Linked DNA regions of Mus musculus: region 2 is linked to region 1. The links are chromatin loops, found by intact Hi-C in ENCODE. Cell type or tissue: heart. All regions are shown on one strand.

What was found. Hi-C counts contacts between places; a loop is a spot of excess contacts. Peaks named below come from ENCODE experiments on the same cell type or tissue, not always from the same donor. Only the 100,000 strongest peaks of a DNase experiment are listed, where the experiment ranks them.
Region 2: it touches region 1 in a loop (10-fold over the local background); 11 of 42 quality-filtered maps call a loop at or near these places.

What each region holds. Positions count from the first base shown.
Region 1 is chr14:75,720,482-75,724,481 of GRCm38, reverse strand. It overlaps Cog3 (component of oligomeric golgi complex 3), which reads left to right. Exons shown (of 23, transcript NM_177381.3): 16 at 2,291-2,380. Among named protein-coding and RNA genes, the nearest start is that of Cog3, 32 kb to the left of the region's middle. In heart, CTCF peaks have their summits at 2,092 and 2,294 (motif pointing right); no DNase peak of the experiment used is centred here.
Region 2 is chr14:75,058,327-75,062,326 of GRCm38, reverse strand. No RefSeq gene overlaps it. Among named protein-coding and RNA genes, the nearest start is that of Rubcnl, 44 kb to the right of the region's middle. In heart, a CTCF peak has its summit at 1,610 (motif pointing left); no DNase peak of the experiment used is centred here; H3K27ac peaks cover 941 bases.

The sequences.
Region 1 (4,000 bases):
CAAGGTGGTAGTTTTTATCAAATTTTAAAGGAGTCTATTGCCCATGAATAAGTTTAAAATTACTAATTAATTTGTCTGCTCTAGTTTTTATGTGAAGAAGAGAGGTGCAGGAATGTGAAGCAATACGGAGATGCCAGATTGGCAACATAGTATTAAATGTAGCCACAGTGGTCTGTTTTTTGTTGTTGAGGCTGGGTCTTGCTAAGTAGGTGGCTGTAGTTGACCTTGAACCTGCAGATCCCTGTGCTTCGGCCTCCCTGTGCGGGCGTTGCAGGTGGGCCCCACTATGCCTAATCCCTGTAATTAGGTTTTGCACTTAACTTTCATCCAGCATCCTTAACAATAATGTGAGATTGCCCATGTTCCTAGCCATGAACAAAGTTTAGTTACTTCTGAAGTTAGCAGAATTTTTTAAAGCACCTTTTTAGACGACGCATTGGTTATTGTAAGCATGCTGACTTAATGATGCAGTTGTTATTCCCTTCAATGGCAGATTTGGCTACATATTTGCTGCCACTGGCTTATGTTTAAAGCAAAATAGTTTTATAAATTTGGTGGTTCCAACTCTTTATTTTTTAATTGATTATAATCTTACTGTATGTGAAGAGAAGTCATGTAACACGTTGTCCAGACTCCACTACTTTTTAAGACTATAGCTCCAAAGGAATAGGCGCATACACAGGAGCTCCGCACACACAGGCACACATGCGAGTTCCATGCTGCAGACTCTGCGGAACAAATGAGGCCTCGCACTTGTCTCGTGGCGTCAGTCACCCAGACTCCTCTGACTTACACTGTGGCGTGTGGATCTCTTCCAGTGCGGGCTAGGAGGACGTTTGACATCTTTGCTTCTTCAGGTTCCCAATAGGGAACAAGGCACGAGACCAGGGTTCTCAGAAACTCCTATTGTGGGGCTAAGATCCTAAGGGAAATGAGCATGAGTTATGTTCCCTCCGCAGCCCTCCCAGACCTCAGTGCATAAGGTCAAAGGTGGGTCCTAGGTTACTCCATCTGGTTTGCCTTATGCCTTAAGCTTACCTGTCCTTTATCACCTACTGATAACCAGATCTTCTGTTATTGGCTGTTAAGGCTGAGTCTCACTCTGTAGCCAATATTGCCCTAGAACTATGTAGCCCAGGTTGGCCTTGAACTCTCAGCAATCCCACCCCAGCCTTCGAAGTGCTAAGATTATAGACATAAGCTACTGTGCCTAGCTCTGAGGTAAAAAAAAAAATCTTTTTTTTTTTTTTTTGTTTGTTTGTTTGTCTCTTCTCTGCTCCCCAGACAGTGTCTCTTATAGTCCAGGCTGGCCCCTTTCTTGATATTGTCACTGAAACTGTCCTGGATTTTGATTATAGGCAGGTGCTTCCAAGCCTGGCTTCTCTGAACTGTACTTAAAATTTAAAAAAATAGATTTTATGTGTATACATGTTTTGCCTGCATGTATATCTGGGCATCATGTGTGTGCTACCAGAGGAGGGCAGAGGAAGGCATCACAGATGAACCTGGAGTCACAGATGGCTGTGAGCCACGATGTGGGTGCTGGGAATCAAACCTGGGTCCTTTGGAAGAATAACCAGTGCTCTTAACCACTTAAACCATCGCTCCAGCTCTCCCTTATATGAATTTAACCAAATGCCTCAGAAAGCTCCTATTTTTTAAAGTATTCTATAATTTACTGTTTTTTATTTCACAATATTTATTTATTTATTTGGTCAACTTTGTTCTGTTGATTATGTTGTTTCCATTTTCCTCTGTTTAAAAGAAGATTGTACTGAAAAGCCATGTTACATCTTAAAGCGTCTTCTCTAATTACCAGGGATACATCTTTAGAAGATAAACTGAGAGTTTGTTTTATAGTTAATTTCGAGTTTAGAAGCAGCCTACGAGGTGGTAGTGCACAATAAAATGTGAGTCCAGTACTAGGGAGGCCGAGGAAGGAGGGTCTGGAGTCTGGGGCCGACATGCACTGTATAGCAAGTTCTAGCACACTAAATGAGATTGTTCTGGAGTGGATATTCTGTAAGGTTAACCCTGCCTGCTTAATTGATCCCTGTATCTCCCAGTGACCGCACAGTGCTGGCCGTGAGTAGGTGCTAAAGGCCCTCCGAGCATTTCCAGACACGAGTGCACGTTACAGAGCCGTGTGGTAGTCCTGAAAGATTGTGAGATATTTGACAAATGGTTCAAGTGTGGAAGTGAACATTGTTCCCTGCTTTCATGGCTTTGCGGTTCCCTTTTTCTGCTCTGTCAATAACTATAGGCTGATGTTTCTCTCTTCTTCCACCAGAGGGCGGTGTTCCAAGGATTATCACAGGAAGCCTTGTCTGCCTGCATACAGTCCTTGCTAGGAGCATCAGAGTCTATCAGCAAAAACAAGGTTTGATGAAGCGTTAGGTGAAAGTTTATTACCTATAATAGTATTGTGCAACATGTCATTTATTTAGAGTCACAGAAATTTAAAACCGCTTAGCAGTAAGATTTGTTTGATTAGTAGGAGAGAATTTCGAGACCCTTTGAGGGAAACTGGTGTTTCATTGTAGTGCTCACAGAGGACTGCTCTAAGAAGTCTACTTTGCTAATGTACCAGGAGTGGAGCTGAGGGTCTAATGCTGTAGGATAAAGAGAGTACCCAGCGAGTGTGTTCAAGGAAACAGCAGGCCATCATGCCCACAGTATTTTAAAGACTTGACTTCCAGGGCAGGCAGTTAGAGTCCGTATGCTGTGTGACTTAAGCTAGCTGCCCTGACCACATGGCTTATGGTTTGGAATCAGCACAGGACCTGGGACTGGAAGCTGGTCTGTGCTTCTCCCTCGGCCTTGCCAGGAGGTGGAGCCCTCCTCTGCTCTCCCAGAATGCCTGTGCCACAGAGATGGAGCTCTGAGGCCACTGGTAGCCACAGTGCACCTTCAATCCTGTGCGTTCCAGATTGACAAATTCCATTTCTATCTTCAAAACTTTAGATAATTGAGGAGAGTCTCCTGATAAAAGTTGTCCCTAGAGAAGCTCTGCCTTTATGTCAGGTTCTCCTCTTGTGCATGGCTTTGAGAGATAATCTCTACATAGGGATTAAAGGAGCATGGGACAAACAAGTTCCAGATAGGCAGAGCTAAGTTTTAAATAATGTTTGCAAGATTCATCTCTCACAGTTTTATGATTGATCATGCCTAAAGTCCCTGTTGGAGATGGTTAGCTAAACTGGAACATGTTTTGTATGGTGGAGTATTGCACAGCTGCTAAATTTAAAGATGTAAAACAATAAACATCACTTCCCTGTATTATGACAAATAAAGGGTAGCAGAAATAAGATATAGACTGCGGCCTTATGTAGCAGAGATGCCACCGAGCTCTCTGCCCTCATCCCTACACATGTCTTTATTATTTACAGGTTTGTTCAGTGAGATGTTTCTCAGCTCTTTAGAAAGATTTGGTCATACTCGATAGCCTTTTGTACTCTATCCCTCTAAGCCCCCAAGCCTTCTGTCCTTACTATCTACCGCCCTTTATGTAACTGTTTCCTACATGTTCTAATGTCTGTCTGCAAACCTTCAGTTTGCTTGGTCAGAGTTGCTAGCACATTTGGTTTTGTGCCTGAGAATCTGTAATTTTTGCCTTCCAACTTACAAGTTTTTTTTAAGGTACATTATCATTGCATAAATTGAACACCTAGTGTGTAGTAAATTAACATAATACTATTTTCCTAAGTTACAACAACTGTAATAAAGAAAACAAAGTCTATGTGACTCAGTTACAACTCGAAAAAGTGTTTAGAATGCACAGCATTTCCTATTTGTCTGCTGCTGTGCTCACAAGCCAGGTGAGCCTCCATACATGTGCTGTTGCCATGGTGATTGTGCTCCTTAGGAGTCAGTGGGGAGAGGGACTGAGAGCAGTCACTGAGTCCTCTTCTACTGCTTATGAAGGGTAACTTTATCTTTGCCAAATTTAATATGCAGACTTCATTAGAAATGTTTCAAAATAAAATTCTGCCTCAAGGAA
Region 2 (4,000 bases), 660 kb after region 1:
CCATCCATAATCATTAGTGATTAATTGATTTGTCAATTAGTTATTGATTCATTGTTTTAAAGTCTTTTTAAACAAAAATACAGGAGAATACTCCAGGCAGAAAAGATTTCAAGGGCAGAGGTGAAACTGAAGGCAACTGGATGCTTCTCGGGAAGGAAGGGAGGGAGGGAGGGAGGGAGGGAGGGAGGGAGGGAGGGAGGGAGGAAGGAAGGAGGCAGGCAGAGAAATAAGTATGGCGAGCTGGGGCAGAGGAAGAAACTAGGACTAGGGCTGATACTGGATAAGGAGAGCAGAGCAAGTGGCCAGGAGGGATGGAGATACAGCTTCAGAAAAGATGTGGCCACTGGTGAGGACGTCACAGGGATGATTTGGGAGTGGCATGGAGACGGAGTACCATCAGGAAAGAAAATAGCAGAAGCAAGAGGGTAGAGTAAGAAGAGGGTGAGGCAGAGCTGCAGATGCAGGGTCTGGACAGGGAAGCTGCTCCCACGGCAACCATGTCGGCCAACTACAGGGCTCCCTTCCGCAGCACTCCCTATACCTCTGTCCCTGAGGTGCAGCTCTGATGCCCACTGTCCAGGTTACAAGGAGCTGTCAGCCTGAGTGGCAGCATACATAGCTTTGAGAGGAAACACAAGGCCAGCAGCTTAGATGGTAGGTAAGGGGTTATATGGTATCTCCCAGAGGCCCTCAAATGGGAAATGCACTTCCTAAACTCAAAAACGGTGGCTCACCCCTACAATGCCAGTCATCAGTAAGCCGAAACAGAAGAATCATGAAATTAAGGCTAGCCTGGGCTAAGTAGGTAAGACCTTGTTTCAAACACAGCCAACACAAAAAAGCAAACAAAAATCTAACCAACCATCAGCAACAACACGGTGGTGTGAATGTTTTCAGTGTTGAAAGAGTTGAACTTTATGCCTGTAATTTGGTATAAGGCTGAATCATGTGTGGAAACATAGAGGTGGGAGCCAAGCCCAGGGACTCCTAGAATTCATGAGAGCCACTTGAAAGTTGTAGGCCCTGGAAATCAGATGCCCGTTTGTACAAACTACAGACAGAAAGCTTCTAAAAAACTACCATAAACTGGTAGACACAGGCCTGCAATCCCAAGATTTGGAGCCTGAGTCAGGTGGGTTGCAAATTCAAAGTGAGACGTTGTTGCAAAATGCAAAACAAAACCATGCTCAACCAGGATAGTGTGACACAAACTTTTAATCCCAGCTCTTGAAAGGCAAAAGCAGGTAGCTCTCTGTGATCAGGCTTGTTCCTCTGTGGCCTGCTGAGCCCATTTTTCTGTGGCAACAAGTGTCACCAGCCACCACCCCTTCATTTCAGCTGCTTGCTAATACTAATACATTTGGTGGCTTTTCCCTCAGAAAGATCGTGCGGCCATTCCTGGAGCTGGGTTGAGAGCCATGAAGGTCAAGTCCGCATCTGACCTTGTGCATGGACCACTCAGAATCTATGTTGTCATTGCCAGAGTCTTCCTCAGCTCTAAAACTCCAGTTTACAGGAAATCAGCAAAAGGTCACTCGCTAAGCCTTGCAAAGGACATTAAATAACATTCAGGGCAAGGCCGTGTCACCAGTTCCCTCTGCTGGTCATATCTAGTATTACGGTAAACCCAAAGGGAAATTACAGAGACAAAACCACACTTGGAGGCTAAATTTGGATTGAGGATTGCTAGGGGTGGCTGCTGACATGCCGACATTGAATATTTGACCCTCAGAAGACCCCCGTGTGTAGATGGTGTTACTCTCACCAGCAAAACTGAGGCTGCTGAGGGACCAGAGACCAATGACACGTCCACAGTCACAGGTCTGAGGTCACTGAGTGAGCCTGAAGTCGGCCATGGAGAAAGCATACTTTCCAAAGGTGAAACACAGATTATCCGGCCAGTGTTTTCCAACTACAGCTCACTATCAAGAGGCTGGGGAGCTGACTCACTTGATAAAAGGACCTGAGTTCAGCCACATGAAAGCCACTGTGGTCTGTAATCCTAGCCCTGGGGAGGCAGAAAGTGAAGGATTCCAGAAGCCTGCTGGCCAGTCAGCCTAAGCAAACCCATGAGCTGTGGAATCAGTGATAGACCCTATCGCAAAATGGAAAGTGAAAAGTGATTGTGACTGCGTGACTCCTGACACTGTGTCATCCTCTGGCTTCTATGTGCACATGTGCAAACACATACACATGTACACACACACACAGACATGCACACATATGTGCAAACACATACACATGCACACACACAGACATGCACACATATGTGCAAACATATACACATGCACACACACACAGACATGCACACATGTGCAAATATATAAATATACATATATGCACACACAGAAATACCCATACATGTGTAAGCACACGCAGGTATACACATGTACACACACAAGCATATGCACGCATACACACACTAGTCCACACATACACATGCCACACACACACATACACATGTACACACATGCACATACACACATGATGTCAAGATTATGTACCAGGGAGGGGTTCTGTGATGCAAGAAGTTGGAGAGATGCTTGAGTAAACAAAAATTTACTTATGATTGCTATTCACTATGCTACTGTGAACTAAGAAAGAGTATTCAAAGAAGCAGGAGGCCATTGGTCTAAGGCTGAGACTCCTCAACCTCAATATATAAACATCCTAAATGTATTTACTAATATATAATAGTATGCTGTATATTAAATGTATATGTAATATGTTATGTACGTATGTTATATATAGTATATGTTATACGTTATAATATATATATATATATATTTATTATAACACACATATATAGTACATATATTAGTAGGTCAGCCAGTCATAAGCTGTAAGCTACAGCCAATCACAGGAATCCCATAGATGAGACCATGATAAATAAGGCAAGTGTAGAGCTAGAACCAGTCAGGTCATTTCTTTCCTTTGAGGCTGTGGCCAGCCTAGAGCTGGCTGCTCACACTGCCCAGTGGGCACTGAAGCTCTTCAGACTCTGAATCAAATAACATACTTATTTTCCTAAAATTTTTAATAGATCTCTATTCCCGAAACTTATTAGAGGTGAGCATCTCTCCAGGCCCTATTGGTTAGCATGCTAATATTTTGAGTCAGATTATTTGTCCTGGGAGCATTTAATAGCATCTCTGTCCTCCACTCACCAGACACCAGCAGCAGCCTCCATTGTTGAAACCCCTGATTTCCATCATAGAGCTCTGCTCTTCCTGAGCCAACTGACCAATGAAAGTCACAGGGGACTCACATCTTCACAGACCGACTGTGCCTCAGGAAATGGCAGCCCACTGAAGTGAAAGACTCGATCCTGAGTGATGTGAGCCGTGCTTCCAAATCAACTCTGGCCTTTGGCCTTTGACCCTGCCTCAGCTTCCTTTGCCATACTGTAGCTGGAGGCTGGAATGGATCTAGAAACAACCAGGTCCACAAAGCTTTGCTTTAGTCAATGATGGTCTTCACGAAGAGTCATCTGTACTCTTTGATTTCTGTCTGTCTCCCTCACACTTAGAACCACTCTAAAGGAAAGACGCTGGCACACACGTGGAGTTCAGAGGACAACCTGTGGGAGCCTGTTCTCTCCTTCCAGCATGTGGGCTAGAGGTCTGAATTGACTTAACTCAGGTTTCATTTGTCTTCTCAGCATTGTGCTAAAAAATATTAATACTACTGTTAGAGGGACTCCAGCTTCACTTGTGGGAAATGGTGTTTTCTTTGGTATAACCAGTTACCAATTTAGACATGGTGGTGAAGTGCTTGCTGCACTAGCATGAAGACTCAACTTCAGACCCCGGCACACACATGAGGAGTGCACAGAGGTGTGCACCTGTAATCCCACACAGAAGAGAACCGCTTGGTCTGACTGGCCGGCCAGTCTAGTTAATTCATAAGCTCCGGGTTCTGTGGCAGTGCCTCTCTTACAAAGCAAGATAGAAAGCATTTGGGAAGACACCTGATGTCAACCTCGGTCCTCTACATGCAA